2 separate regions of the Homo sapiens genome follow, and region 2 is linked to region 1. A link is an interaction called in ENCODE POLR2A ChIA-PET data of the cell type or tissue named here. Cell type or tissue: PC-9. All regions are shown on one strand. Each heading gives the region's core, and the rest is flanking DNA. Links, peaks and the distances in the headings are about the cores only. Region 1 holds the start of CAMK1 (calcium/calmodulin dependent protein kinase I). Region 2 overlaps SETD5 (SET domain containing 5).

The links. Peaks named below come from ENCODE experiments on the same cell type or tissue, not always from the same donor. Only the 100,000 strongest peaks of a DNase experiment are listed, where the experiment ranks them.
Region 2: POLR2A ChIA-PET joins it to region 1 with 12 read pairs; 4 of 35 experiments call an interaction of 5 or more read pairs at or near these places.

The regions. Positions count from the first base shown.
Region 1 is chr3:9,768,756-9,783,928 of GRCh38, reverse strand. CAMK1 (calcium/calmodulin dependent protein kinase I) reads left to right here and starts at 13,982. Exons shown (of 12, transcript NM_003656.5): 1 at 13,982-14,097. It overlaps TADA3 (transcriptional adaptor 3), which reads left to right. Exons shown (of 9, transcript NM_006354.5): 9 at 3,380-3,962. The coding sequence ends at 3,572. It also overlaps a transcript of OGG1 not described here. RefSeq lists silencers at 967-1,016, 14,032-14,211 and an enhancer at 5,490-5,784. In PC-9, for the core only: no CTCF peak of the experiment used is centred there; no DNase peak of the experiment used is centred there.
Region 2 is chr3:9,413,277-9,428,449 of GRCh38, reverse strand. SETD5 (SET domain containing 5) reads right to left here. Exons shown (of 23, transcript NM_001080517.3): 2 at 3,924-3,983. Among named protein-coding and RNA genes, the nearest start is that of SETD5, 23 kb to the right of the region's middle. In PC-9, for the core only: no CTCF peak of the experiment used is centred there; no DNase peak of the experiment used is centred there; H3K27ac peaks cover 1,153 bases.

The DNA.
Region 1 (15,173 bases), core at 7,927-10,426:
GCTGGCCTCTAAATCACCTGGAGAGCCTCGAAAAAAACAGCAGTGGCCAGTCCACCGGGTATGTCCCAAACAAATTCTGATTCCACAGAGTGGGGCTCAGGCATCTGTGACTGACCGATTGATTTGATTTGTTTTTGTTTTGTTTTTTTTTGAGAGGGAGTCTCGCACTGTCACCCAGGCTGGAGTGCAGTGGCATGATCTCGGCTCACTGCAAGCTCCGCCTCCCAGGTTCATGCCATTCTCCTGCCTCAGCCTCCTGAGTAGCTGATACTACAGGCACCCACCACCACGCCCAGCTAATTTTTTTGTATTTTTAGTAGAGACGGGGTTTCACCGTGTTAGCCAGGATGGTCTCGATCTCCTGACCTCGTGATCCACCCGCCTCGGCCTCCCAAAGTGCCGGGATTACAGGCGTGAGCCACTGCGCCTGGCCTAGTTTGGTTTTTTAATTATGGTAAAGGCATAATATAAAATGTATCTCCATGGGAGGCTGAGGCAGGAGAATCAGTTGAACCTGGGAGGCGGAGGTTGCAGTGAGCTGAGACTGCACCATTGCATTCCAGCCTGGGCAACAAGAGTGAAACTGCATCTCAAAAAAAAAAAGAAAAAAAATTTACGCTTCTTAACCATTTTTAAGTGTACAGTTTAGTAGTGTTACCCATATTCACATTGTTGTGTGATTTATTTTTTGTCTTTTCATGCTTCTTTTCTTTTTATCCCCAAAGTTTTGTTATTAAAAATTTGATACACACAGAAAATCTGAAAGAATCATACAATAAACATCAGTATATTCTCCACCTAGACTAATTAACTGTTAACATTTTGTTGGAGATCTGTGATTTTTATTTGCTCATCACAAGAAATTGACCAGTGTTTTAGGACATGTTCTTTTGGGAATCCATCACAGTGCCTGCCATTCATTTGATGTCAACTCCCATCCATCTTGTTCTGCATTGATCACGAGGGTATAGGTGACATCTTGAGGAAGACTGTGGAATAGCTACCCTTTAGGTAAAGAGATAGGGAAGCAACCCGAACAAGTCTCTTTGCTTCTCACAGACAAGTGCTGTGTCTTAACTTCATAGAGCCCTGACAGGACAGGGCACATTCATTCATTTGGCCTTTTTTTTTTTTTTTTGAGACGGTGTCTCACTCTGTTGCCCAGGCTGGAGTGCAGTGCCATGATCTCGGCTCACTGCAACCTCCGCCTCCCGGGTTCAGGCAGTTCTCCTGCCTCAGCCTCCTGAGTAGTTGGGATTACAGGCATGCACTACCATGCCAGGCTAATCATTTGGCCATTCTTACTGTCTCTTAGATATTGTGCTGGGGGCCAGCAAGAGAGGCAGAGCAAGGGACTTGCAGATTACTAGCAGATGATCAGTAAAGATAAGTGCCATTAAAAGGAGAGGTAGTTGCTGACAAGCTGCCAGGGTATTTAAGGATAAGAGTGACTAATGTATGCTGAGGGCCTACTGTGTGTCAGGGGCTTTATGTACACTCTCTCAAGTGTCTTGACAACAACCCAGGAGGGAGGAGCTATTTTCGTTGTTTACCAGATGAGGAAATAAAGGCCCAGTGAAGCGAAATGCTCTGCTGAAGGTCACACAGTCAATAAACAGCAAGCTGAGACTTGAACCTGTGGTTGAATCAAAGCCTCTTTCTATAATAGTTTGTTTTCTCTGAAAGGTGAGAAGAAGAAAACACAGATGGAAGAGGCACTGAGGGAAGCAGAGGGAGAGAGAGGAAGAGAGAGAAAAGCAGGCATGTGCAGTTACAGAAGTAGTGGGCCCTAGCTGGGCCTGGTGGCTCATGCCTGTAATCCCAGCACTTTGGGAGACTGAGGTGGGAGGCTTGTTTGAGCTCAGGAGTTCGAAACTAGCCTGGGCAATGTAGTCAGACCCCCTTCTCTACTAAAAATTTTTAAAAATCAGCTAGGCATGGTGGCACATGCCTATAGTCCTACTCAGGAGGCTGATGTGGGAGGATTGCTTGATCCTGGGAGGTAGAGGCTGCAGTGAGCTTGATCAGGCCACTGTACTCCAGCCTGGGTGACAGAGTGAGACCTGTCTCAAAAAAAAAAAAAAAAAAAAAAAAAGAAGTAATGGGCAATGAAGAAATGGCTTGCAGCTCTCAGGAAACCAGAGCACAGCCCTTACCCTGCTGCAGAGCAGCTGCAAGGCCTTAAGCAGCCCCTGACCTGAGCATCTCCTTCCCCTTCTGGAAAACTGGCAGGCTGGACTCAATCACTAAGTGACCTTCCAGCTCCACCATCGATGAAATGTATAAATCAGACCCTGTTCAGAGAGATTGATCTGGTGTCTCACCCACCTCCTGTCAGCCTCAGGCTGCCTAGACCTTAGGGGGCTCTGGAATGCAGATGCCGACGTAAGCAGGCCTTCTGCTGGCACCGGAACACCTGAAACAACAGTGTTTAAAAACAAGAGTTTGGCCCCAGCCTGCTCCAGATCTCCCCCTCACTAACTGTGGGATCCTGGGATCATCTTTGAGCCTCATTTTCCTCACGGGTAACATATGAATAATAGTACATATTTTGCAGGGTTGTTAGGATTAACTGAAAGACAGAGAGAGAGAGTGGGTGTGCCTGTGTGTGTGTGTTTGTGTGTGTGTATGTATATATATATATATTTTAGAGACAGGGTCTTACTCTGTTGCCGAGGTTGGTCTCAACTCCTGGCTTCAAGTGATCTTCCTGCCTCCATCTCCCAAAGCGCTGGGATTACAGGCATGAGCTACTTTGCCCAGCCTACTGTGTATATTTTTAAGACCTTTTTTTTTTTGAAGACACAGTCACGCTCTGTTGCCCAGACTGGAGTGTAGTGGCATGATCATAGTTCACTGTAACCTTGAACTCCTGGCCTCAAGCAATCCTCAGCTCCCTTGGAGTTGGGACTACAGGTGTGCACTACCACACCCAGCTAATTTTTTAAATTTTTTGTAGAGACAGTCTCACTATGTTGCTCAGACTGGTCTCGAACTCCTGGGCTCAAGTGATCCTTCTGCCTTGGGCTCCCAAAGTGCTGGGACTGCAGATGTGAACCCCCATGTGCAGCCAAGACTTTATTCTTCTAGAGCAGTTTTAAGTTCACAACAAAATTGAGAGAAAGGTACAGAGAATTCCCGTATCTCCCTGTCCCCACATGTGCACAGCCTCCCCCGTGATCAACATGAGTTAATATTTTTCAGGAGCTTAAGATAGTGCCATGTAAGTGTAGGTCAGTAACTGCTTTTTGGTCACGACTGTATGACACAATCCACAGGCATGCCAGCCTGGGCTGGTGGGTAGGCTCGGTCTTGAAGAGGGAGGGGTTGTTCTCTGGAGGTGGGCTGACCCTGGCACCTGGCTGGCTGGTCCCCACAGGCTGGCAAAGGAGGAGGTGAGCCGGCAGGAGCTGAGGCAGCGGGTGCGCATGGCTGACAACGAGGTCATGGACGCCTTTCGCAAGATCATGGCTGCCCGGCAGAAGAAGCGGACTCCCACCAAGAAAGAAAAGGACCAGGCCTGGAAGACTCTGAAGGAGCGTGAGAGCATCCTGAAGCTGCTGGATGGGTAGCCCTCACCCCTGCCTCAGGCTGATTATCTGGCCTAGGGGAGGGGAAGGGAGGCCCACTTCCTTCTTTGGGCACAGGAAACATTGGCCTGTGGCTGTCCCTCAAATGGCGGCAGTCTCTAGAGGGCCGTGGCCCTTCCCCTGAGGTCTTTTGGCCTAGCTCTGTACAACCAGGACACAGGAAGCCCTGCTGGGCTAGCCTGAGGCCTAGTCTCTGCTTGGTCCCCGAGATGGGGTTGGAGGGGACTTCGTTTCTGGGTCTTCCTCTTCCCCTCTTTACCATCCCCCACTCCCTAATCCCCTACCCCTGTCTCCCCTTCAAGGACTTCTCCCTTGTGGTTTTGTAAAGTGCAAACTTAAGAATAAAGTGACTGCTGTGGTTTTTCAAAAAAAGCATCCAGTCTTTGAATGTCTGTTACAGTGGGGAGGAAGGAACCAGTGTGGGTGGTAAGGTTTGTGGGGGGTATGCTTGGTGGCTCTCAGCCCATGGCCACTAACCCATGGCATTCAGTCAGGGAGAACTTTCTGAGTACCTCTTTCTGAGGATACTTGTGGCTGCACGTAACAATGCCCCCCCAGCTCAAAGTGGATTCACAGTAAGGAAATGTGTTGGCTGCAGGATGGGCAGTCCTGGGACAGAGTGGCCTTCACGGTTAGCCAATCTAGCAATTCTTCAGGGTCATCAAGGGTCCAGGTTTCTTTTTTTTTTAATTTAAGTTCTAGGGTACATGTGTACAACGTGCAGGTTTGTTACATATGTATACATGTGCCATGTTGGTGTGCTGCACCCATTAACTCGTCATTTACATTAGGTATATCTCCTAATGCTTTCCCTCCCCCCTCCCCCAAGGGTCCAGGTTTCTTAGGGGTCACCACACTGCCCTCCACAGTGTCGACCTCTGCCTAAGGTGAGTCCTTCTCTGGCTGTAGTGTGGCAGTGGAGCAGTTGGGGCCAGATGCTTCCTCATTTACATCCAGCACAGGAGGGAGCCGGAGCCAGCGGGCTTCCATGGCCCATCTACAGAAGCAAGAAGCCTTTTCCCAGATACCATCATGTTTCAGTGGCCCAAACTCAGTCTCACATGCCCATTCCTCAGTCACTGTGGCAAAGGAGACTGTAATGGCTTTATGCCAGTCAGAGTGGAGTTTGCTACTCCATCAAGGTGGTGGAGAGAGAGTAAAACCCAACAAGATCTGAGTAGGAAACAGGGAAGTGAGTGCTAGATAGACCACCGACAACGTCTCTTCCACAGCTGGGGCAGGAAGCTTGGCCTAAGGGACACAGATGAATAAATATGCTCTGGTACCTGCCTCAAGTTGTTCCCAGACTGGTCTGAGAGAATCAGGGAATAATTTGCAATTTACTGTGGGAAGGTTGAGGTCCACGCAGGAGAGAAGGGAGGGTAAGATTCCCTAAGGAAGTGACCTATGAACTGAGCCATAAAGAAGGAGGGCGAACATGGCCAACATTCTCGTATACCCAGCACCTCTCTGTTGGAGAAATGTTCCTTCCCCATCACACATGGTTCTTGTCCAACTGCCAAACTAGGGTGCACACATGACCCCAGCTTGGCCAGTCAAGTGCCAATCCCTCTAGCCACAATGATTAGTCCCAGAAGCAGGCATGTAACCCAAGCTGGGTCACTCGAGGCCCTCCATAAGATTGCTCTGTGGATGCTGAGAGGAGAGTTCCACTTCTTGTTGGACCATAAGCCATAGACTATAAACTCAGTCTACCCCAGTGACCTGCTCTCCTCCCATGGGGAAAAACCTGCTTGAGAATAAAGCCAGCTCAGAAAAGCAGAGCCAGGAGATGGAGAAGTGCTGCATCCAGCTATTCTTGAAGCCACCGGATCCTCCCTTAGACTTCCCACATATATCAGCCCACAAAGGCTTCTTTTGGCTTAAACTAGTTTGCTTTAGAGTTTTGTGATTTGTAACTAAAAAAGGCCTATTACAAGTGAATTTTGGCAAAAAGAAAGATGAAGTAGGATCCTGAGAGAGAGGACAGCATGAGGCCCTGCCTCCCACTAGGTGCTGGGCCAAGCTGCTGCAATTTCTCAGTGACTCATTGTCCCCAGGTTGCTCACAGCCTTCTCAGAGAGAAAAGACACCCACACATGCAATGATGAGAAACCAACTCTAATCATAATGATAATGCAATGAAGGGCTCAGTAAATGTTAGTATGCACCAGGCATTGTTCTGAACTCATTCAACTACCTAATATTATGGGGTAGGTATCAGCTACCCCATAATAACATCCCATTTACAGATGAGGAAACTGAGGCTTAGGAGGTTACATACCTTGCTTTGTCAAGCAATTGAGTGGTTGAGCCAACATTCAAACTCAGGCCATTTGGCTTACAGAGAGAGCCTCTTCATTACAACTCACTGGGGCCCCACTCCCATTACAGTGTATGTGAATGGTACTCCCTATACTTGGGCAGTGCCCAACCTGTGCAGCCATATATGGCAGCTCTGCTTGAAGACCCCCCTCCTCTTAACCACTCACTTCCATGTTCACTGGGCCACACCATAAGTATGGTGGGCGTTGTTGGTAGAGAGTTCCAAGAACAGAGACAGTTTTGTGGAGGAGGTGGGATGAGAGCTGACATCCCAAAATTGGATGGAATTGTGAAAGAAGGAAGACAGATATAAATAGAAAGAAGAACCCTAGAAGACCGACTGGGCCTGGTTCACCAGAGAAGAAACTTAACTTTCAAGGATCAGTCATGAGCACTCTAGCTGTTCTCTGTTGCATACCTACTATCTGCCTGGCACTGTGCCAGGCCCTTTACCCACCCCTCCTATCTGATGCTTACCATGCACCTCCAAGGAGAGTAATATTCCAGCCTGCAGATGACACAGAGACTCAAAGAGATGCTGTGCCTTGCTGAGGCCATGCAGCCTTGATGCAGGAATAGTTGCTGCCCCCAGGTAGCACCATCCCTGGCAGAGTTCTTACAATCATATCAGTGTCTGCTGGAGCCAAAAGATGCCTCCTTTATGAGTGTGGAGGAAGCTGGGTTGTCATGAGGAGGGCGGATTAGTTCCAGTACCTCAAGTCTCCAAATTTAATTCAAAACAATTCTGATTCCTTATCACTAGTTTGGAGGCAAAGCCTTTTGTGTCTTGGCCCTAGAAAGCATCTGTCTTGCACATCATGGTCTCCCCAGAGTTCCAAATGCCTTACAGCTGACTTTCAGCAACACCAGGGTGAGTGAGAACGGGGAGGGTGAGCTCTGACCCACAGTGGGTCCCCAGCCCCTGTCTGCTCCTGAGTACTCTGGGCACCAAGTGCTCTGGGTCCCAGTTGGCTCCTGCTGAAAAGAAAGTGATGGCAGGAGCTTTGTGGAAATGTGGTCGGGGAGTAAATTTATTTCTTGGCCTGGGGCTCAGGACTCAATGGAAAGAACCAAGTCCAGTGGACTGTAACTCACTCGTTTAGGTATCAATAAACTCCCCATTTCTTCTCTTCACCTACCTAATTACCCTATTCACTTATTCACTCCATCCACACACCTCCACTTCTTCATTATACTTTTGTTCCCTCATTCAGTGACCCTGTCACCATGGCTGAGAGCTATGGAGGTGACTAAGGCTCCAGAAATGGGGACACACTAGACAGACAATCAAAACACTAGGCCGCAAGAGCAATAAGAAGACTGCAGGCCGGGCACGGTGGCTCACGCCTGTAATCCCAGCACTTTGGGAGGCCGAGGCGGGCGGATCACGAGGTCAGGAGATCGAGACTATCCTGGCTAACATGGTGAAACCCCTTCGCTACTAAAAATACAACAAATTAGCCGGGCGTGGTGGCGGGCACCTGTAGTCCCAGCTACTCAGGAGGCTGAGGCAGGAGCATGGCGTGAACCCGGGAGGCGGAGCTTGCAGTGAGCCGAGATCGCGCCACTGCACTCCAGCCTGGGTAACAGAGCGAGACTTCATCTCAAAAAAAAAAAAAAAAAAAGAAAAGAAAAAAGAAAAAAGAAGACTGTGCAAAGTTGGCAGGGACCTGGGGCAGAGAAAGACTTAACAACAGCTTAGAGGGTCAGGAAAGGCTTCAGGGAGGATGTGGAAAGAAAATTGCTGGGCAGAAGATAACATTCCAGACAAAAGGAGCAAGGCACAGAGGTGTGAACAGCTGGCCTGCTTAGAGAGAAGTAAGAACTGCAGTGTGACTGGAGCCCTGGGTGTGTGGAGGGGAAAGGAAAGGATAAGAGATGAAGCTAGAAAGTAGGTTGAAGACCAGGCTGGGCAAGGGTTTGAATGGCAGATTAAGGAGCATGGACTTTATTCTCTAGACAATGGTGCTCCAAGTGTGGTCCCTGGACTGCCAGCAACAGCATCACTTAGGAAATTGATAAAAATGCAAATTCTCAGGCCACAGACCTACTGAATCAACAGCTCTGGGTGTATAGTCAGGCGCCGTGGCTCACACCTGTAATCCCAGCACTTTGGGAGGCCAAGGAAGGCGGATCATCTGAGGTCAGGAGTTCAAGACCAGCCTGGCCAATATGGTGAAACCCTGTCTCTACTAAAAATACAAAACGTAGCCAGGCATGGTGGCACGCACCTGTAATCCCAGCTACTTGGGAGGCTGAGGCAGGAGAATTGCTTGAACCTGGAAGGTGGAGGTTACAGTGAGCAGAGATCACACCACTGCACTCAAGCCTGGGCGACAGAGTGAGACTGTCTCAAAAAAAAAAAAAAACCTCTGGGTATGGGGCATAGCCTTACATTATATATAACATGCCTTCTAGGTGATTCCTGGTGCATATTAAAGTTTGAGAATCACATTCTGAAGTAACAGGGAGCCACTGGTGGTTTGTGAGCAGAAAGCACTCTCAGAGCAGCATAGAGGCTGGACTAATGAGAGGGAGTGAGGGTGAAGTTGGTGCAAAGAAATACAAGTGAGATGTGGAATGTGGCAGACTGGTAGATGTCCTCCAAAATCTGTTTCAGTAATATCTCATGTGGAAACTGGAATCATACATTGAAAATACTCTCCATACATTTGATAGCAAATGGAAATTAAGTTTCACATGGTGATTTCTTATCAAAACCTTTAATCAAAAGCTCAGGGCATATTGTTTTTTGTTTTTTTGGGGTTTTTTTTTGAGACAGGGTCTTGCTCTGTTGCCCAGGCTGGAGTGCAGTGGCATAATCTAAATCACTGCAACCTCAGCCTCCCAGGTTCAAGTGATTCTCCTGCCTCAACCTCCCGAGTAGCTGGGGTTACAGGCGTGTGCCACCACGCCCAGCTAATTTTTGTATTTTTAGTAGAGACAGGGTCTCACCATGTTGGTGAGAACTCCTGGGCTCAAGTGATCCTCCTGCCTCGGCCTCCCAAAGTGCTGGGATTATAGGCATGAGCCCAGCCAAAAAAAAAAAAAAAATTACTCAAACATCTTGGAGCATATAGCCTTGTCCTAATTTAGGATTACTTCTCTGAAATTGATTGCCAGAAGAGGAGTCCCTGAATCAAAAGGCCTCGACATTATTTAAGCCTTTGATGCATATTGCCAAATTGCTTTCCAAAGGATCTTTAGCAAATCATTTTCCCACCAGAATGTAGGACTACTCATTCCTCACATCAACATCAGCCTTCAGTGTTACCAGCTTTTTAAACTTCAAATTTGAAAGGCTGCAAATGACCTTCTATTTTGTACTTTTTTGTATCACTAGTGAGATACAAAATGTCCTGTGTTTACTGTGTTTTATCTGTATCCTTTGACCATTTATTAGGTTCTTACTGTTTGTTATCAATCCTGTGTGCTGTTTATATAATAAATATATTAAGCCATTGTCTACAAAACATTTCCCCAGTCTGAAGTTTGCCTTTCATTTTTGGCTACCATTTCGGAGTAGAGTAGGGTTTTCACTTTTTGAAAAAAAGTTAAAAAAAAGTAACAAAAGTTAAAGTTTTGTTTTTTTTTTTTTTTTTTTTGAGACAGAGTCTGGCTCTGTCATTCTGGCTGGAGTGCAATGGTGCAATCTCAGCTCAATGCAGTCTCCGCCTACCAGGTTCAAGTGATTCTCCTGCATCAGCCTCCCGAGTAGCTGGGACTACAGGCATGCGCCACCACACCTGGCTAATTTTTGTATTTTTAGTAGAGATGGGGTTTCACTATGTTGCCCAGGCTGGTCTTGAACTCCTGACCTCAGGTGATCCTTCTGCCTTGGCCTCCCAAAGTGCTGGGATTCAGGAGTGAGTCACCACGCCCAGCCAAAGAATTTTAAAAAATAAACCTGTCCATCTTTTCCTTGTTATTTCTTCCATTTTCTCTAATCTTAGTTAACTACTCACTCTTTCAATAGCTTCTTTTCTGTCAGGTTCAAGAATTCATGGAGGCCAGCCATACTGGCTCACGCCTATAATCCCGGCACTCTGGGAGACCCAAGCAGGAGGATCACTTGATTCCAGAGTTCCAGAGAAGTCTGGGCAACAGAGGGAGTAGAGACCCGATATCTACAAAAAATAAAAAACTAAAAAAAATTAGCCAGGTATGGTGGTACACACCTGCAGCCCCAGCTACTCCGGAGGCTGAGGTGGGATGATCACTCCAGCCTGGGAAGTCAAGGCTGCAGTGAGCCATGATGGCGCCGCTGCACCACAGCCTGGGTGACAGAGTGAGGCCCTGTCTCAAAAAAATAATAAATAAATAAATAAATAAAAGAATTGATGGAGATGTCTGCACTGTTTAGCCATTCAAAAAAAAAAAAAAGAAGAAAAGATCATCCCCCTTTTCCCTGAGAACATTTGACTTTCCTTGACTCACCTTTTTTTAAATTATTATTCATTTATTTATTTTTGAGACGGAGTCTCGCTCTGTCGCCCAGGCTGGAGTGCAGTGGCGCGTGGTCTCTGCTCACTGCAAGCTCTGCCTCCCGGGTCCACGCCATTCTCCTGCCTCAGCCTCCTGATTAGCTGGGACTACAGGCGCCCGCCACCACGCCTGGCTAATTTTTTGTATCTTTAGTAGAAATACAAAAGATAACAGGGTTTCACCATGTTAGCCAGGATGGTCTCGATCTCCTGACCTCATGATCCACCCGCCTCAGCCTCCCAAGGTGCTGGAATTATAGGCGTTAGCCACCGCACCCAGCCACTTTTTTTTTTTTTTTTTGAGATGTAGTCTTGCCGTGTCACCCAGGCTGGAGTACAATGGTGCAATCTCAGCTCACTGCAACTTCCATCTCCTGGGTTCAAGCAATTCTCCTGCCTCAGCGTCCCAAGTGGCTGGGGATACAGGTGCATGCCACCACACCCAGCTAATTTTTGTATTTTTAGTAGAGACAGGGTTTCACCACGTTGGCCAGGCTGGTCTTAAACTCCTGACCTCAGATGATCTGCCCACCTTGGCCTCCCCACGCCTGGCCCTTCACTCACTTTTTGATTAGTACTTTGAAATGTGCTCATCGGGACTGGGGGCTGCAGAAGGATGTATATGTATACGCATCCAAAAAATCTGGAAGAATTGTACTAAAAATGTGAACACTGGTTGTCTCTGGTTGGTGGGGGCCCGGCTGAGAGTGTTGTGTTATTCTTGCCTCCCTCGCACCCCTAATTCCTTTGGACAAGATACCTCTTCCATTCCTTATGGCTGCCCATTACAGTACACTTGCTCAATATAGCACCCTAATTCTCCTGGCAACAGTTTTGGAGGCCAAGGGGTGAACATGTCACTCTATCACTCAAGCAGAGCCAGAGTCCTTCCCTGAGAATGAGATAGGAAATTGGGAGGATGCTTTCCTTCCACTGTGTTTAATTGGAAAGCTGGGGCTGCCTCACTCCATGTTTCCTGCCAACTAGAAGTTCACTCTGGAGAGAAAAAGAGGCCAACGTGTGAAGAAAAATCAAGACAAGGAGAGAGGAGGGAAGACAGAGAAAGCAAATCCTATGAGTACTACATCTCCAGTTCCAGTCTCCAAGCCCCTAATCTCTGGTGTTTTTCCTGCAATCTTGTGCCAGCTATTGTGAACTATAGATTCCTCTTGGATGAAGCTGGTTTAGGTTGGCATTCTGTCACTTGGGAAGCGAAAGAATCTCATCAGTTAGTCTGTGTGTGTTTTCAATACATTATGGAATTTTCCTGCAATGACCATGTATCACTTGTTCAATAGAAATACTAAGAAAGTAAAGATAATGTGTTTGTTAAAGAAAAGAAAACACGAGGCCTCTCAGAAATGCTCAAAAGCAGGAAAAATGTAAAGCACACCATAGAAGCTGTACAAGTCAGCTGGGCGCGGTAGCTCATGCCTGTAATTCCAGCACTTTGGGAGGCTGAGGCAGGTGGATCACCTGAGGTCAGGAGTTCGAGACCAGCCTGACCAACATGGTGAAACCCCCATCTCTACTAAAAATACAAAAATTAGTTGGGCGTGTTGGTTCACGCCTGTAGTCCCAGATACTTGGGAGGCTGAGGCAGGAGAATTGCTTGAACCCAGGAGGCGGAGGTTGCAGTGAGGCGAGATGGCACCATTGCACTCCAGCCTGGGCAACAGAGGGAGACTGTCTCAAAAAAAAAAAAAAAAAAAAAAAAAAGAAGTTGTACAAGTCCTCGAAAGGACAGAGGTCATCTTATCACCCAGGGGGTGTTGTCATCAAGATGAACAGGAATTTGTGGTAAAAGAACCCCTAGCTCAGTGGGTGTGCTTGGTGGGTATAGGGGAGAGTGGGGGCTCAGCCCTGAGCAGGAAATGTATTTTTCCATGAACTAAGGAGTCTGAGATACTGAGATTTGGAAGATGGATCCCTTAACCCCTCATCCCTGGCCAAATCAAGTCCTCTCTCTGAGTCTCAGTTTACACTGAGTCTAGCTCTCATGTTTTGAATAGTGTTCTAGGCACTTCATATCATTATATCATAGAATTCTCAGAACTCTGAGTCAATCTTCAATATTCCCATGTTCCCGAGTAAGAAACTGAGGTTCGGAGAGGTAAAGCATGACCAGGATCAGTTAGACTCCAAAGCCTTTCCAGGAACCTCAGCTATCTTCCTCTCTCATCTGTAAGATGGGCATAATAAATTGGCCAGGTGCAGTGGCTCATGCCTGTAATTCCAGAACCTTGGGAAGCTGATTGGGGAGGATTGCTTGAGCCCAGGAGTTTGAGACCAGCCTGGGCAATATAGTGAGATCCCCATCTCTACAAAAAATAAAAAAGCCAGGTGTGGTGGCACGCACCTGTAGTCCCATCTACATGGGAGGCTGAGGTAGGAAGATGACTTGAGCCCAGGAGTTTGAGGCTGCAGTGGGCCGTGATCATGCCATTGCACTCCAGCCTGGGTGACAGAGCAAGACCCTGTCTTAAAAAAAAAAGAAAAAGAAAAAAAGAAGAAGAGAAAGAAAGAAAAAAGAAAGAAAGAAAGAGAAAAAGGAAATGAGCTGGGCATAAGCACTGTTCTCTCCCCATCACCAGCTGGAACATGCAAGAATTCAGGAGTAGGGAGTGGCACTTGGAGGCCCTTGGAGGTGGAGTGGGGTCCCAAGCAACGTGCCTCCTCCGGCTGCCCCCAGTTCAGCCCCATCCCCAATTCCTGCGAGTTGCTCCCCCCGCCCCCTCTTTCCACTCGGCACCAAATTTCTTCCCAAGGAAGGCCTTGAGCAAACCGACCTTTGGCCTCTTGCCTGCCGTCCTAGTTGCAGGCTCTCTCCCCTAACCTGGACCCCAGCCATCAAACTCTGGAGCCCCGCCAGTCACGTGACACCTCGGTCCTTTTTGGCCTGTTTCCTTCAGGATCCCGATTTAACTTCCTCCTCCCCAATTCCCTCTGCCCCCAATACCTCTAGGCACCACCACCCGCTCTGAGGAGCAAGTGTCTGGGGCTGAAGCCTCAGCTCCATCTTGCAGAGGAACCGGGGCCTCAGTCTTCCCACCTGTCAAGTGGGGCCCACACCCTGCGACCACCTCCACTCTCTTCATTGCCTAGTCTTGCCCGGTCCTTCCCCACTCCCTCACTCCCCCATCCCCCACCAGACTCCCGTGCAGTTCCAGGGCCTGTTTCCCTTCAGGGCACGGAGAAGGGAGACAGAGCCCTAAGGGAGGTCGCAGAACTGGTCTGAAAGAAAATCCACCAGGCCACAGGGTGAGTTTGGCCGGCCTCTAGCTTCAGACAGACGGGGTTCGAATCCTGCTTTGCTTCCGACCACCCGCTGATTTGAAAATCATCTCTCCGGGCCTCAGTTGTCCCCTCTGTGAAATGGACCCCGCTTAAGACCAAGGGCGGGAAGCGTCCAGCAGGAGATCTCTGACCAGAAGCAGGGAGATGGCCTCCACCCGTGCCCCTTCCCCAGCCTTGGAGCGGTGCCTCGCCTCCCAATCCCGGGTCCCTCCGCCGCAGGCTCCACCTCCACTGACATCAGAGCCGCAGGCGGGCGGAGAGAGCCGCCGAGCCGAGCCGAGCCCCAGCTCCAGCAAGAGCGCGGGCGGGTGGCCCAGGCACGCAGCGGTGAGGACCGCGGCCACAGCTCGGCGCCAACCACCGCGGGCCTCCCAGCCAGCCCCGCGGCGGGGCAGCCGCAGGTACAGCCGGGCCCCCCATCCCTGCACCCCTGGGCGCTGCGTGGGGGCGGTGGGAGCCCCTAGCCTCTGGGTATCCTTTCCCAAGGAGTGGCCACTGGGCACTCTCCCGGGCGGGCTGGACCCTGAGGGGCAGGGCTGGGCCTTTCTCCACCTCTGTCCCAGGCCCAGCAGGTGCCAGGCGGGCCTATGGGACACTGAGTGGGTAATAGAGAAGGGGGCCTGTGTGAGCGCCTTCAGCTGGGCCTGACTGGAAGGGCGTGGGCATTTGGAGGTATCCATGGGGTGGGGGGGCTTGCGGAGTGTACTGTCTTAGGACAGGCGTGTGGGTCAGACATGGGTGGAGGATCTGGGAATCTGTGTGTTTTTTGTTCCAGAGGGGTGTCCACGTGTTTTGTGTGCTGGTATTTGGCTCTCAGGGTCTTAAGTCAGAGTTAGGAGGGGGTGTACAATTGTGTACTGAGGATGTTTGGAGTTAGGTGTGTAAGGACTTGGGGTTTGGTTTGGAATACAGGAGCTTCCAGGGGATGGGGTAGAGGAGCTGGAGGGTGTAGGGTACGTCTGGTATATGAGGGTGTGTGTGTGTGTGTCTGGGTGTCATCTTGTGTGGGTGCGGGTGGATGTGTGTTTTGGGGTGTAAGAGGGAGCTGGGTGAGGGATGTTTGGATGGACAGGCAGGTGTTCGGGTGCAGGGCTGTCTGGGGCACTGTGTGGTGTGGACATGTGTGCTGATGTCTGGGAGTACATGTATGATCAGGTGTCACGGGATGTGGATACAAGGCGTACTGGATCTGGGAGGCAGGTGTTTGAGTTCAGGGCTGTGGAGGGGGCTTGGTGTGGCATGTCTGCTACAGGGATGTGTGTGGATCTGTGAGGGTTGTATTTGGTAGGCCTCCATGTGGGTTTCAGACTCTGCCTCTAGAGCTTACACTCGAGTCTCCTTTCCTAGAAGATTCTGCCCCTGGATGGGTGGGCAGGGTCCCCTGGGAAAAAGGTCCTGTTCCAGGAGTGGAATCTCACACCAGAGGCCCTAGTCAGGGCACCTTCTCCTCATTCTCCCTTAGAGAAAAAGAGAGAAG
Region 2 (15,173 bases), core at 7,951-10,450, 360 kb after region 1:
CCTAAACTCTTTAAAAATTCAAGATCTTCATTTAAGTTTTTTTCCTAGGCCACAAATAAATGCAGTTTCACAAGCAGTCAATAATGTTATTTCTTCCAAATTAAAAGAGATCAATTTGTTGTTTATACTTGATTGGAAACAGCTGTTTCTTAGTGCCTTCTTTTGTCATTGAACACTCTCTTCCTTCTTTTAAATCATCTTAACTATAATTTTGGGAGAAGATGCAATCATCTTAGCAACTTTATTTGTGGGGTAATAATACGCTGCTAGATATGAACAAAAATATAAACCAGGAGGAGGCTATGCATGCGTGGGTGCAGAGGGTGCATGGGAAATCTCTGTATCTCCTGATGAATTTTCCTGTGAACCTAAAACTGCTCTAAAAAAGTTGACTACTTTTTAAAAACAACAAAAAAACCCCCGAAATCACGAAGAGTACAGTTTCATGATAAAGACTAAACAACTGTGTATGAAAAAGCGGTGAGGATAGCTTGACATGGTGACCATAAACCAGTGAAAGCTGGGAACAGAAAGACTCAGAAATTACTGAAGTATAAAAAAATGCAAAAATAGATTAAGAGATTTGGAGGTATGGTGCAGAGGGAAACAAGTGTTCTTTGTGTGACTTTACATTAGTAGTTTTACAGTAGTGTAAAAAACATTGAAAGGATGAAACAAAAAGCATTTTATTTGGGGGGGAATAAAGTCAATGTGAATGTCAAAGACCCATGTTAACAAGGACTTTTGCAAAAAAGACTACAAAGAGAGTCATGACTGATACACTGATTCATAATAAGACATTAGAACAATTATTAATACTAAAAAAACTAAAGGAATGAAAAGTACATGATACCGACTGAGTCAACCCAGGGGGTTAATGTAAATTTTATTTTTATTTTTTGAGACAGTTTCACTTTTGTTGCCCAGACTGAAGTGTAATGGCGCAATCTTGGCTCACTACAACCTCCGCCTCCTGGCTTCAAGAGATTCTCCTGCCTCAGCTTCCCAAGTAGTTAGGATTACAGGCGCCTGCCACCATGTCTGGCTAATTTTTGTACTTTTAGTAGAGATGAAGTTTCACTATGTTGGCCAGGCGGTCTTGAACTCCTGACCTCCGGTGATCCACTCACACCTCAGCCTCTCAAAGTGCTAGGACTATAGGCGTGAGCCACCGTGCCTGGCCGGTTAATGTAAATTGTAAATGGTAGATGGTCTGAGATGCTCCAATCTTACTTTGATATTAATGCAAATAAAAAAAATTGTGGGCTGGGTGCAGTGGTTCACAACTGTAATACCAACACTTTAGGAGGCCAAGGTGGAAGGATCACTTGAGTCCAGGAATTTGAGACCAGCTGAGACAACATAGTGAGACCCCAACTCTACAAAAATAGTAAAAAAATATCAGCCAGCCATGGTGATGTGTGCCTGTGGTCCCAGCTACTTGGGAGCTGAGGTGGGAGGATCACCTGAGCACAGGAGGTAGAGGCTGAGGTGAGCCATAATCATGCACTGCACTCCAGCCTAGATGATGAAGTGAGACCTCTGGGTATGACAATACGCCTGTTCCTACACCCAATTGGAGGTGACATATAGCTGGGCTGGGAAATGACTGGGCCAGATGAAGTGGCTCATTCCTGTCATCCCAGCACTTTGGGAGGCTGAGGCAGGTGGATTGCTTGAGCTTGGGAGTTCGAGACCAGCCTGGGAAACATGGCGAGATCCTGTCTCTACTAAAAATACAAAATTTACCTGGTGTGCGCCAGGCGCGGTGGCTCACACCTGTAATCCCAGCATTTTGGGAGGCCAAGGTGGGTGGATCACTTGAGGTCAGGAATTCGAGACCAGCCTGGCCAATGTGGTGAAACCCCTTCTCTACTAAAAACACAAAAATTAGCTGTAGTGGCACACGCTGGTAATCCCAGCTACTCAGGAGGCTGAGGCAGGAGAATCTCTTGAACCCAGGAGGTGGAGGTTGCAGTGAGCCGAGATCACGCCACTGCACTCCAGCTTGGGCGACAGAGTGAGACTCCATCTCAAAAAAAAAAAATAAATCTGGTGTGGTGGCATGCACCTGTAGTCCCAGCTAACTCAAGAGGCTGAGGTGGGAGGATTGCTTGAGCCTGGGAGGTGGAGGTTGCAGTGAGCTGAGATCATGCCACTGCACTCAGCCTGGGCAACAAAGTGAGTCCCTGTTGCCAAAAAAAAAAAAAAAAAAAAAAAAAAAAAAAAAAAAAAAGGGACTGATGAACTTTTTTGCCTTTAGGCCAGTCTTACACATGTATGTTTCCTTTCCCTAACAGTATATCCAAACAGAGACCTTGGCAGTACATCTTCTAAGCCTTTGGGAAATTGAAGTAAAATCTGTAAATGATAAAACAAGAACACTCATCAAGTAAACCCAAAAGACAGTTAAATACTGGGGGCTGTTGGTCACTACTCTTTCTATTAGTCTTACTGTATAATTCAGATTAAAAGAAAAGCCCCAAAGCTGTCTGACCAGATAATCATATGAAAGTCTGATTATCACCGTACCTCCCCTGATCAGCAAAGGGAATCTGAATTGTTTTATATTTTCAGTAAAAGACTTAAACCAAAAACCGTACTTAATATCATTAAAAACCCTTTGTTGTAGCCATTACGACTGTACACCCATTTAAAAAATGCATGGTTTCACGGTGAAACCCTATCTCTACTAAAAATACAAAAATTAGCTGGGCATGTTGGCATATGCCTGTGATCCCAGCTACTTGGGAGGCTGAGGCACGAGAATCGTTTGAATCTGGGAAGCAGAGACTGCAGTGAGCTGAGACAGGGCCACTGCACTCCAGCCTGAGCAAAAGTGAAACTCTTTCTCCAAAAAAAAAAAAAAAAAAAGTACAGTTTCTAGATAAAAGACAAGTTATAAACCCAAGATGATAGTTGATATTTTTCCTAGAGCAATTTTTAAAAGATATACTAAAAGGAAAAGATGGAAAAGTTACTTCAGATAACATCTTAATGAGTGAATAAATGATTGCTACATTCACTAATGAAACACCAACCCAGCTATTTTGGATAGTTGATGAATCCTTAAGAAACATTAAGTCAGCCCGGTGCAGTGGCTCACGCTTGTAATTCCAACACTTTGGGAGGCTGAGGTGGGCGGATCACCTGAGGTCAGGAGTTTAAGACCAGCCTGGCTAACACGGTGAAACCCTGTCTCTACTAAAAATACAAAAAAATTAGCCGGGCACGATGGCGGACGCCTGTAATCCCAGCTACTTGGGAGGCTGAGGCAAGAGAATCGCTTGAACCCGGGAGCCGGAGGTTGCAGTGAGTCAAGACTGTACCATTGCACTTCAACATGGACAACAAGAATGATACTCTGTCTCAAAAAAAAAAAAAAAAAAAAAAAGAAACATTGTCGGTAACTATAAATTTCTATTTCATAAAAATTATTCCATTTTCCTTGTGTCTAGTTTAACATGACTGTTTCATTCTTCTGATGAAAGCAACCATAATAGGTTAGCTTGACCATCTCATTCTAACTAATGCTTTAATAATGATGAGGCTTCTTAATTCAAATTCTGTTAATAATCCCAAATTTCTCAAATATTACCCTAAGAATAGTTCCTTCCCTAAGTAACTCTGTAAAATGTAGCTATTAAAATGTTAACCGAGGAACATTTAACAGATCATCTAAATGCAGTATTTTCTTATTATAATTTGTTTGTTTTTTCCTACCAGAATATAAACTCTATGAGAACAGGGATTTTTATCCACTGCTGTAGTTTCAATGGCCAAAACAATAACTGACACGTAGAGAAGTTCCAGAAATATCTGCTAAGTAAATTATAATCACAATTTACTACAACATGATTCCAGCAGTCATTAAAATGCAAAAAATAAAACAGAAATTAAAAGGATTTACTTGGGTCAGTCACCTTTATATAGACTTCTGAATATGAAGTCCCCCCAAATTATCTGCTAGTAGTTCTGAAGACCTAGAAAAAGTTGAGACAAAAATTAGTACAGAAAGAAATAACATTGATGAACACACAGAATGGAATTCTACAGCTATATTATGTTTCTGTATACTGTCTTGTTTATCATCCTACATCTATACTATCTCGTTTACCACCCTACGTCCATCCGGCACTGAATTTTTTGCCCTTTAATTTTTTATTTTTCCATAAAGCCAGAAACGAGATGGTAGAGAAGGAAATTATTTGACTTAAATGGTAAATACTTATGTCACTGGCTAATTTTTCCTCTTCCTTCAAATTAGAATTATCTCATTTTCCAAGGGATCCCTTCTTTTTCTCTCTCCTAAAAGGTGCTTCCCTTCTTCACTGAACACTTCTCAAATTCAGAGTTCTTTCTTTAACCCGATGTCCGACAACTGTCCAGCCAGACAAGGGGCCATCATCACCCATTAAATTACAAGTCCATATTTATTACTCCTTTCTTTCCCTTCATTCCACACCATCTAGTTTCTTGTCCTACTATAAAAAAGAGTGATAAAAAGGAGTCAGTTCTATTTGCGGTCAAATGGAAACATGCTTAAAAAATGGCGCTTAAATTAATTTTCTACCTTCCAAAAAGGAAGGGAAAATGATCAGTATCCTTTAAGTCTCTGGTGTTTTTTCCTAAAAGTCAAATTTAACGCTAGCCAGAGTTATTAACACCTTAAAGATTAACATATCATAAACATGAAAAGAGCTATTCATAGGATTCCAGTTACCAAGCATTAGAACGCATGCATTTCATTTATGTTGATGTTTTATGATTTCTAATTTTAAAAAACTGGAAAATAAACTATTTTTTAGAAACGATTTAAAATAGTACACCCAGAATTAGAGAAATAAAAGTATCAAAGTAACAGTAAAAGGAAGGAAGAAATAAAGTAAATCAAGGAAGAAGCAATAGCAAATAAGAAAGAAAAAAAGGAAAGGAGGAAAACAGCGAAATAGATGTGAGTGTACAGTAGGGGGTAAATGAATGCATCACAGTTTCAATTTATTATTAATTTAACTATTTCCAGAACAATCCATCAGAATCCACAGGAACACTAGTAAGTTCTTGGATTCAGAAACAGACACAGCCTGTATCTTCCAGTAGTACCGAGTACTCTCTTTAGGAGGTGCCATTTACATACAGTTTCTAGGGAAAAGGATGTTAAATAGAACATGCCAGAAATGTTTCTTAATTACCCCATCTTTTTAATTGGTTTCAGAAATGGCCAACAGTCTCTGTATCATCATTCTGACAGTCTCTTCTCTATATGACTTGCTGAAAGCACAAGACCTGTATGATCTCCCTGGTCACTCACAGAGAAGACAAACAAAAAGTGTTTTATGAACAATTCCAACAGATTTCAGAAGAAGAAATTGCATCAGACAGGTGAGGCGGAAGCAGCTGGCAGACAAAAGTCCAATAAACAACCAATCCAACGAAAGAAATTCAGAACAAGTCTGCTTCAGTAATCCTGTGAAGAGGACTGGCAGGAAGAGGAGTGCCGCTTCAGAAAGAGAACAGGCCTCATATGCTTCAGACAGTCTTTGTATTGAGGCTGTGGACCTTGGCCATTCTCCCAGAAATGATGCAATCCTGATGAACAAGATCTGCTGCCAGAGAAACAATTGTTAACAGCCTATGCAGACAGCAACTCAGCCAAGGAGCAATCTCTGATCAACTCTCTCCATAAACCAACAGAACGCCAAAATCTCTCTTCCTCAATTTCAGTGTCTGACAAAACATAAAGTGAACACAGTATATATTAAGATACATAAGAACAAGCCATTTTCTCAAAGGGTCCTTTTTCTTTTAATTCCTTAGGCTGTACAATATCCATTATTAAATTTCAGATAAAATACTGAACATTTTTTACTTTTATAAATACAATTATCCAAGCACATCAATAGTAATAACATAAATATGAAAATTTATACTTATTTTCCTCATTCTCATAAGAAAACCTTTTTGGGAGGCAGTGGCTTCCCTAAGCATAAAAACTGCTCTGAAATCTATCATCCAGCTATAACATTTCAAGTAAACACAAATATACATACACTCTAATTCAGAGACAGAAAGTATATTTCATAGATATTTTTGAAAGTAGATAAAAGTCAATGTTAAATATTGGCATCTATCAGAGAAAAGAGAAAATCTAATCTTGCTTAGGCTGACATATAAGGTATGCTGATAACAACCACTTTTTTGCAGGGCAACAATATTACTTCAGATCTTACTAAAGGATCAGATTATTTTCATCTTATTAGCCACGATTTACTAATTTAGAATCTAACTTAAAAATATCCTCAATTTAATAATCTTCCCTAGAATCCTCATCTCCTAGGCCTGGTTTCTTTTTCAGAAGTTTTGGTATCAGGTTTTTCACACAGTATTATAAAATTATAAAAAGTTATTTTTTTCTCACTAAATAAAAGATCCTGTATAAAGCACTTCTCTAAACTTCAACTAGCCAAAAGTCATGACTAACCAAATTTCTTCCTTTTGAAAGCAATAACCCTTAAACTGGGATTCATGAAAAAACACAAATATCTAAGATATATCCTGAAATAAATCTATTCAGCCCAATCTATTACTTCTATATACTACTAAATAACGAAAATGAACAGATATACAGAATAGCTCTGAAGCACTAAAAAAATCTTTAATAGGTCAATAAATGAATAAATTTAACTCAGGAAGAGAAAACACTTTTTGGGAATATTTCAAAAGGGTTAAAGTAGCTAATAAGTTTTTAAAAATCCAATTTCTGAACTTGATTATTCAAAATTTTGTTGTTACATATAGGCTGAATTTCTTCTTAAATACATCTATAGTTCTTCGATTTATCTTTTGAATGACTTTACCTTGTATGAGAATGAATGTGGCAGCTGCATTATATACTTATCTTCATCTCCATCTCAAAGTCAAATATCTCAAGTAAAATCACCGTAGCTGTACCATGACAAACAGCCTTTTACCTTAGGAGAAGAAAAGTATGCTAGGAAAAAGCACTCTTAGAGGCCAGGTGCGGTGGCTTGCACCTGTAATCCTAGCACTTTGGGAGGCTGAGGCAGGAGGATTGCTTGAGCCCAGGAGTTTAAGACCAGCCTGGGCAACATAGTGAGACCCATCTCCTAAAAAAATAAAAAAAGAAAAGAAAAAAAAGGCACTATATTAGGAGTTAGGAGACTTGAGTTCTAGCCTACAACATAATTAGTGACCTCAGAAAAATCACTTTACATAGATGAACCCTAAATTCCTCAAAGTAAAATCTTCATTGTGTTGTCTTCCTGCTCCAAATTTCTATGAATCCTGGCACTGCTGCCAACTAGCTCAGGCAATTCATAGAATGTCTCAAAGTCTCAGTTTTCTCATCTGTACAATAAAAAAAAAAAAAATACCTGTTGTGCTGACTCATAGGAGCACATGGAACAGCATTTGTAGCAAGTAAGAGCTTAAATAACTTTCTGGTCCCTTTAAGTATATGTGAAGAAAGAGGAGCTGCTGCTAATAACCTGAATATGGCTAAACACTGTTTTTACTCTTCTCCAAAAGCATATATTTCAAGTTTGCTACAGCAGATAATGTGGAAAGAAAAAATGTGAGAAACATGAAAAAAAAAAATGAGAGAGAAGTGTTAAGCATAAGAAGAAACAAATATGAGTTACTGGAAAACAAAGAGATGAACTCTAAAAGAGCACTTGGAGATACAGTGAAAAGTTCATGTATTTGGAACAGTAAAATTAGGCTTATAATCTGAAGCAAGTTAATGCAAGCAAAGAATTTTAGGGGTTCGGGACTGAAAGGAAAAAAGAAAAGAGAGAAACACTGATTGGGGTAAGCACTGAGAGACAGGAAACATCATGATTTAGTAATTTAAAGCAAAAATAAAAATTTCCTTTTCTCCCATCTCTTCTACAATACCAGTTTATTCCTTGATTCCTTTGCCTAAATTTATACTCCCTCTAGGAGCTACTGAGCTCGGCACAATAAACCGATGTCTATAAGAAATCTAAGTTTACTAGAATAAAAGGCCATTAAAAGACAACTGAAAAAAAATCCTAGTCTATATTAAGAATTTCCTTCTCCGTAAAAAACTTCATAATTAGTGCGTATTATAGAGACCAAGTCATACTTAGTAGTATGTGGAGCAGAAGAGGGGAGTGGCAGTAGGATAAGACTACATATCATAAATAACAGAATTATTATTATTATTATCTAAATATTGTGATCATAAATTATTTTAACACTGAAGAAAAATATTTTATTTACAACCCATTTAACAATGATAAAAAGGTATTTACTGCTCAACTAACCAACAATACACAGACTCTTTGTAACCTTAACAACAATCAGGAAGATTTTAGACTTCTAAGTACCAAATAAAGATGATGCCCTCAAATAATTTAGACTGACTAAACCTCTTTAAAGAGTTATACTCTCAACACTTTCTGAAGGTTCTGTTCTACTGTGTTCTGAGGCTCAGAACATGTGTTAGAGACCAATGTACCAAAGTAGAGTAGGAAAAGAACTTCTCATATCTCTACACGTGCCTCCTCTCTGTGAATTCAGATCTTCTTCATTTTCAAACCCCAAAATGGGAGCCACTTTTACTTACTATAGATGAAGTGGGTTGTGCACATTTATGAGCCATTAATATCTGTATTTTTACTTTCATTAATTTAAGCAAAATTTCTCCAACCGATGAACAAACAGAAATGAAGAAATAGAGCTACAAAAAGATTAACTTGTATGAAGTTCACTACACACCTACAGTAGTAAAGTTCAGAGGAAAGAAAATTAAGATGTTAATATATAGCTTGTTTATTATAGTAATTACTACTTACCTTAGATAGCAACATCTGAGTTATAACTAATTGTTTTTATTTTTATTTTTGAGACAGGGTCTGTCACTCAGGTTGGAGTGCTTTGGTGCAATCACAGCTCACCGCAACCTCAACCTCCTGGGCTCAAGCGATCCTCTCACCTTAGCCTCCCAAGTAGCTGGGACCACAGACGCATACTGCCATGCCCAGCCTTGTTTTTATTAAGTACCAATTGGTGCTATGTAAGACAATTAGGTCCAGATAAAATTCCTGGCTGTCTTGGGATTTATATTATGTAGATTTGCTACTTTTTTCATTCATTCATTCAACAAACATGAAGTAACTACTATTAATATACATATATTACTATGTTAAGTGCTATTTTAAGAGGTTTATTTTATCCAAAGTAGAAAAGGGTAGGCAACTTGCAAACTGTTCAGGTTTGCCTATGTGCCAAGTACTGCATTTATACAACCATGAAGGGGGAGAAAAATCCTGTAAGTGGGCCGGGTGTGGTGGCTCATGCCTGCAATCCCAGCACTTTGGGAGGCCAAGGCGGGTGGATCACCTGAGGTCAGGAGTTTGAGACCAGCCTGGCCAAGATGATGAAACCCCGTCTCTACTAAAAATACAAAAATCAGCCAGGCATAGTGGTGGACACCTGTAATCCCAGCTACTTGGGAGGCTGAGGCAGGAGAATCGCTTGAATCCAGGAGGTGGAGGTTGCAGTGAGCCAAGATTACACCACTGCGCTCTAGAAACCCTAAAATGAAAGTTATCTGCAAATTCCCAATGTTTATGTATGTGATTCACATTTTTTTTTTTTTGAGACGGAGTTTCGCTCTTGTTGCTCAGGCTGGAGTGCAATGGCAGGATCTCAGCTCACTGCAACCTCCACCTCCCGGGTTCAAGCAATTCTCTTGTCTCAGCCTCCTGAGTAGCTGGGATTATAGGTGCCCACCACCACACCCAGCTGATTATTGTATTTTTAGTAGAGACGGGGTTTCACCATGTTGGCCAGGGTGGTCTTGAACTCCTGGGCTCAGGTGATCTGCCTGCTTCAGCCTATGTGATTCACTTTTAAGACTACTACTGACTGGATGTCCTGTAAAGTTCTTACACACTAAATATTAGATCTTAGTTGCATTTCTACAAATTTGGGCTAGGAGCTTCAAAATAAACCCTAGCTGAAGCAATATTCAGAACCAAAGTACTTTCTTATAGTTGTCCTTTGACATAACCTTTAATTCTTTTAATAGACCGCACTAAGCTCTAAATTTCTTCTTTCTGTAATGAAAAAAACTTATGCTAGCCATCTGTAATCTAGCTGGCATCTGTAGAGGTCTGACTGCAAATGCAAATAAACTAGAAGATTTGAGTGCTTCGTTTCAAACAAATTATCAAAACTCTGTTCTAGCACTTTGGGAAGCCGAGGCGGGAGGATCACAAGGTCAGGAGATCGAGACCATCGTGGCTAACACGGTGAAACTCCGTCTCTACTAAAAATACAAAAAAAAAAAAAATTAGCCGGGAGCGGTGGCAGGCGCCTGTAGTCCCAGCTATTCGGGAGGCTGAGGCAGGAGAATGGCGTGAACCCGGGAGGCGGAGCCTGCAGTGAGCCGAGATCGCGCCACTGCACTCCAGCCTGTGCGACAGAGCAAGACTCCGTCTCAAAAAAAAAAAAAAAACAAAACTCTTGTTCTAGCAGTTCTGCCTCAGAAGTTTAAAATATGATGCTTCATTTTTAATCACCTTTGGAAAGAAACCTAGACACTGTAAGAGACTTATTTTAGAATATGTGGGGAAAAAAATAAAGAATAAAATAATTAAAAAAAAAAAAAGACTTGGCCAGGCGCAGTGGATCCCGCCTATAATCCCAGCACTTTGGGAGGCCGAGGCGGGCGGATCACGAGGTCAGGAGATCGAGACCATCCTGGCTAACATGGTGAAACCCCGTCTCTACTAAAAATACGAAAAATTAGCTGGGCATGGTGGTGGGCGCCTGTAGTCTCAGCTACTTGGGAGGCTGAGGCAGGAGAATGGCGTGAACCCGGGAGGCGGAGCTCGCAGTGAGTGGAGATCACGCCACTGCACTCCAGCCTGGGCGATAGAGCGAGACTCCGTCTCGGGGGGAAAAAAAAAAAAAAGACTTATCTATACTGATTTACTAAAAGACAGGAGACAAAATATGGACTTCACTTTCATCATAGGAACAAAATCACTTGGTATACTCCATTATGACACCCACATGGTCCAAATCCATGCCCTGGCCAAATGAGGGAAAAAACCCTCTTTTTTGTTGTGCTGGCACTAGCACCTGACTGAAGAGCTATTCTCCTTTGAAATTTTTGGAGACTTTTAGCAAACCACATCAGTCGCCTCCCTATGATTTCAAGGTAGCATTATATAATAGCAGTGAACTGGTCTCACTACCTCTGGGGTGTGAACCCTCCAATCTACTCTATATTCTTCCATGATGTTATCCCTTCTAGAGCATAACTTTGGTTACTATCATTGCATTATCTGAAATCTACAAATAATGGTTTCCTTAATGCTTATTGGGCTAGTCCAAACTCCTGTGCCTGAATGGAACAAGAACATTTTTGTTAATTAGCTACTAACCTGTTTCCTTCTCCTTCAAAACTTTGTTTACACTATTCATGCTTTTATTTTTTATCTTAAAAAAAAAAAACTTTATGGTGAAAAACTTCAAATAAATATAAAACCAGAGAAAACCCAATGTTCCCTACCCAGCTTTAATCAACAATCAATTCATGGCCAATCTTATTTTATCTATAACCTCTCTTCCTTCCAGGATTAGTCTACAGCAAAATCCCCAAAATACCAGTTGTGTCTATGACATCTGGTGGGTGGAGCTATCCCTTGTTTATCCTTATAATGGGTATAAGGATACATAAGAGGGGCATGTTTATCATAATGATAGGTCATGGTGATAAGAAATCAAAGGTCATAATTCTTTAGCAAAAGTTCCAATGAACAAGAAGCTTATGCAATTCAACAATTGCTAGATTTGCTGAGTAATGCTTAGGTTTTACAATTATACACTTGTGGTTATTAAAAAAAGTCTTAATCATTGAAATATTTTAAGAAAAAAATCACTGTAAACTATTTTTATGACACGAGTTTGTTGATAAATTTCTTGCATTCTTGGGAGCAAGAGCTAACTGCAAGTACATACATGACCCACAGCTGCGACACAGCATTCCTATATTTGCTATATGCCAATATACAAAAATGAATGACACAGGAGAAACACCCCAAAGCAGGCAGACAGTGAGTGTGATATTCCATAAATCTGTGTACTAAAGATAAGGACTGATTATATCACAAAAGTGACGGCTCACATTTGAGGTAGATGGCCAGCTGTTCTTATTTTTAGTGAGCAATCTCTTAGAGTACTTGGAGTCTTAGAGTGCTGACAGAAGACTGAGGGCAAAAAGGCTCACCCACTCTGAGGCACACCTTCCAATGGAAAAATGAGTCAATAATAACACTGAGTGTCACAAACCAAAAATATTTTGGATGCACGTGGAAGATTCCTATTTGAACCACAAAAAAATTACAAAGAAAGTAGCCAGGCATGGTGGTGCACACCTATAGTCCCAGCTACTCAGGAGGCTGAGGTGGGAGGATGGCTTGAGCTCGGTGGGTGGCTTGCAGTGAACTGAGATTGCGCTGCTGCACTCCAGCCTGGGCAACAGAACCAGAGCCTGTCTTTAAAAAAAAAAAAAAGTTCAACAGCAATGGGGCTGGGCAGGGTGGCTCACACCTGTATCCTAGCGCTTTGGGAGGCTGACTTAGGAGAATCACTTGAGGCCAGGAGTTTTGAGGCCACCCTGGGCAACACAATAAGACAGCCAGGAGTGGTGGTGCATACCTGTAGTCCAAGCTATTTAAGAGGCTGAGGTGGGAGGATCCCGATCCCTTGAGCCTAATTAAGAGTTGAGACTGCAGTGAGCTATGACTGTGCCACTGCACTCCAGCCTGGGTGACAAGGAGATCCTGTCTCTAAAATTAAAAAAATAATAATAATAAAATAACAGCAATGGAAGACAACGACCAACTCAAACAAACACTAATATATGTCTAGTAGGTTACTGAGCAAAATAAAATCTTTGAAATGGTAAGCACATTTGTCTTCCTAGAAGCCCATGGGGCCAAATGTCTTTGGATCAGCTAGCTAGTGGCTTGTTATGAGATCCAGGACCTTCAACAGTTCCTGTCATCTAAAGCATTAAAAATATTTAACTTATATATTACAAAAACTTTCTCTGGAAATCTTAATATGAAAAATGATTTTAAAGCCTTGACACATATGCTCATCTTTGATCCAGTTTCAATGAACATTTCAACTGTATTTGGGCCAAAATGCTCATGTCATTAATTAACTTATAATAAATTAGTCCCAGGAAACTGATAAAATAGTACTTTTTAGTTAGGAATACAACTGGTATAAACTGCTTTCTTATACAAAATATAATTAAAACCATATACCATATTTAAACTTTCCCATTTATGTTACTGTCTCTTTTAATCATCTGTTAGTTTTCCTGTCATATCAGAGTTTGACCCCAAACAAAGTCCAGAATTCTAGCACTAAACAGAGTGAAGCAAAACACAGACTATCTCAGATTTCCATAAATTTGCTATTTTCCTTTTCATTAAAATGTCTATTTATAAACTTATTTTTTCCTGAGTAAAATAGTTCCAAATCCTGAACATTACTGTTTTTGAATACTGTATTTCCTTTTCCAATACTCAGTAACCAATAACAAAAAAATTAAAAAAAAAAAATCCATGCTCCAGATTTTTAACAAATCCATTGAAGACCTCCATTAATAACTTAAAAGCAGTGGTTCTCAATCTTTTGGAGAAAAACACTTGTTTTTTCTTCTAAGTTTAAAAATTTTCCATCTGTTGATGAGGAGAATACAGTAAAAAAATACACTACGGAGAACTAGTAATTCTTCTGCACAATATCCTTCCATTTTATGTCCTTAAGGACCATTACCTATTTAGCCAAGACAGGACTAAACAATGTATATCCTGGTAAATACATGGAATGATACTACTAGGTGGGAAAAAGGGAAACCAAGATCCCTGCTCTAGAAAGGCCCTTTCACCTGTTGTGCCAAGCAGCAAACTATCATTAAGTTGCCTTGTAGAAGCAATGATAGCCTCATACTCATCCCCGAATTCTTAACAACAACAACACACACACACACTCCCCAAAAAACACACACGACCAATGGCTCTTCAATGAATTAAGAATTTCTTAAGAATTTACTGAGATTCAAGACTGCTTTTCACATTTTGAATTCCAACTCTTCCTACATCTGAATATGAAAGTAAAAAGGAAATCTAGTAGGAATCCATTTGTTCTAGTACCAATATTCAAAAACATCCTAGGCATAACTACTTTGTGACTGTTTTTCTAGAATATTTCAGACTTAATACTTAGCTATTATTTGAGCACATATACTCATTCCTCAGAAAACTGCAGAGACAAAATTTGACGTAAAACTTCTAGGTCTTGGCCAGGAGCCGTGGCTCACACCTGTAATTCCAGCACTTTGGGAGGCCAAGGTGGCAGATCACGAGGTCAAGAGTTGGAAACCATCCTGGCCAAAATGGTGAAACCCCATCTCTACTAAAAATACAAAAATTAGCTGGGCGTGGTGGCGCGCGCCTGCAGTCCCAGCTACTTGGGAGGCTGAGGTAGGAAAATTGCTTGAACCCGGGAGGCAGAGGTTGCAGTGAGAAGAGATCACACCATTGCACTCCAGCCTGGGTGACAGAGCCAGACTCCGTCTCAAAAACAAAACAAAACAAAACAAAAACAAACAAAAAATGAAACTTCTAGGTCTCTGCTGTATACTCTTTGCTGGAAGAGGCCAATTAACTTAAAAAAATAAATAAATAATACACACACACACACACACACACACACACACACACACCCCGCCTCCCCCCACCCGAAGAAGCTAGAATTTACAAATTACTCCCATAAGGGATAACATCTGAAAAACATTCATCCTCTTCCTTCATCCGTGTTCCAGATCCAGAAGGCCCATGGCAATTCTAGGCAAAGAATCCTAGAGAAAAAAGATCAAAACTACAGATGGGCAGCAATAAAGTCAGGGGGAGAGAGAAGGGCAGATTTTATCAGTAGAGGTGGAAGTCTCCTTAAATATGGTCTGATATTTATAAGATACCTTTTCAGAAATTCAACCATATCATAAAATGTTACCTATTGCACACTGAACACACTATTACATTAATTAATCCATTTGCTTCCTCAATCTTCTCTTCAGGAATGCTCTCCAGAATCTG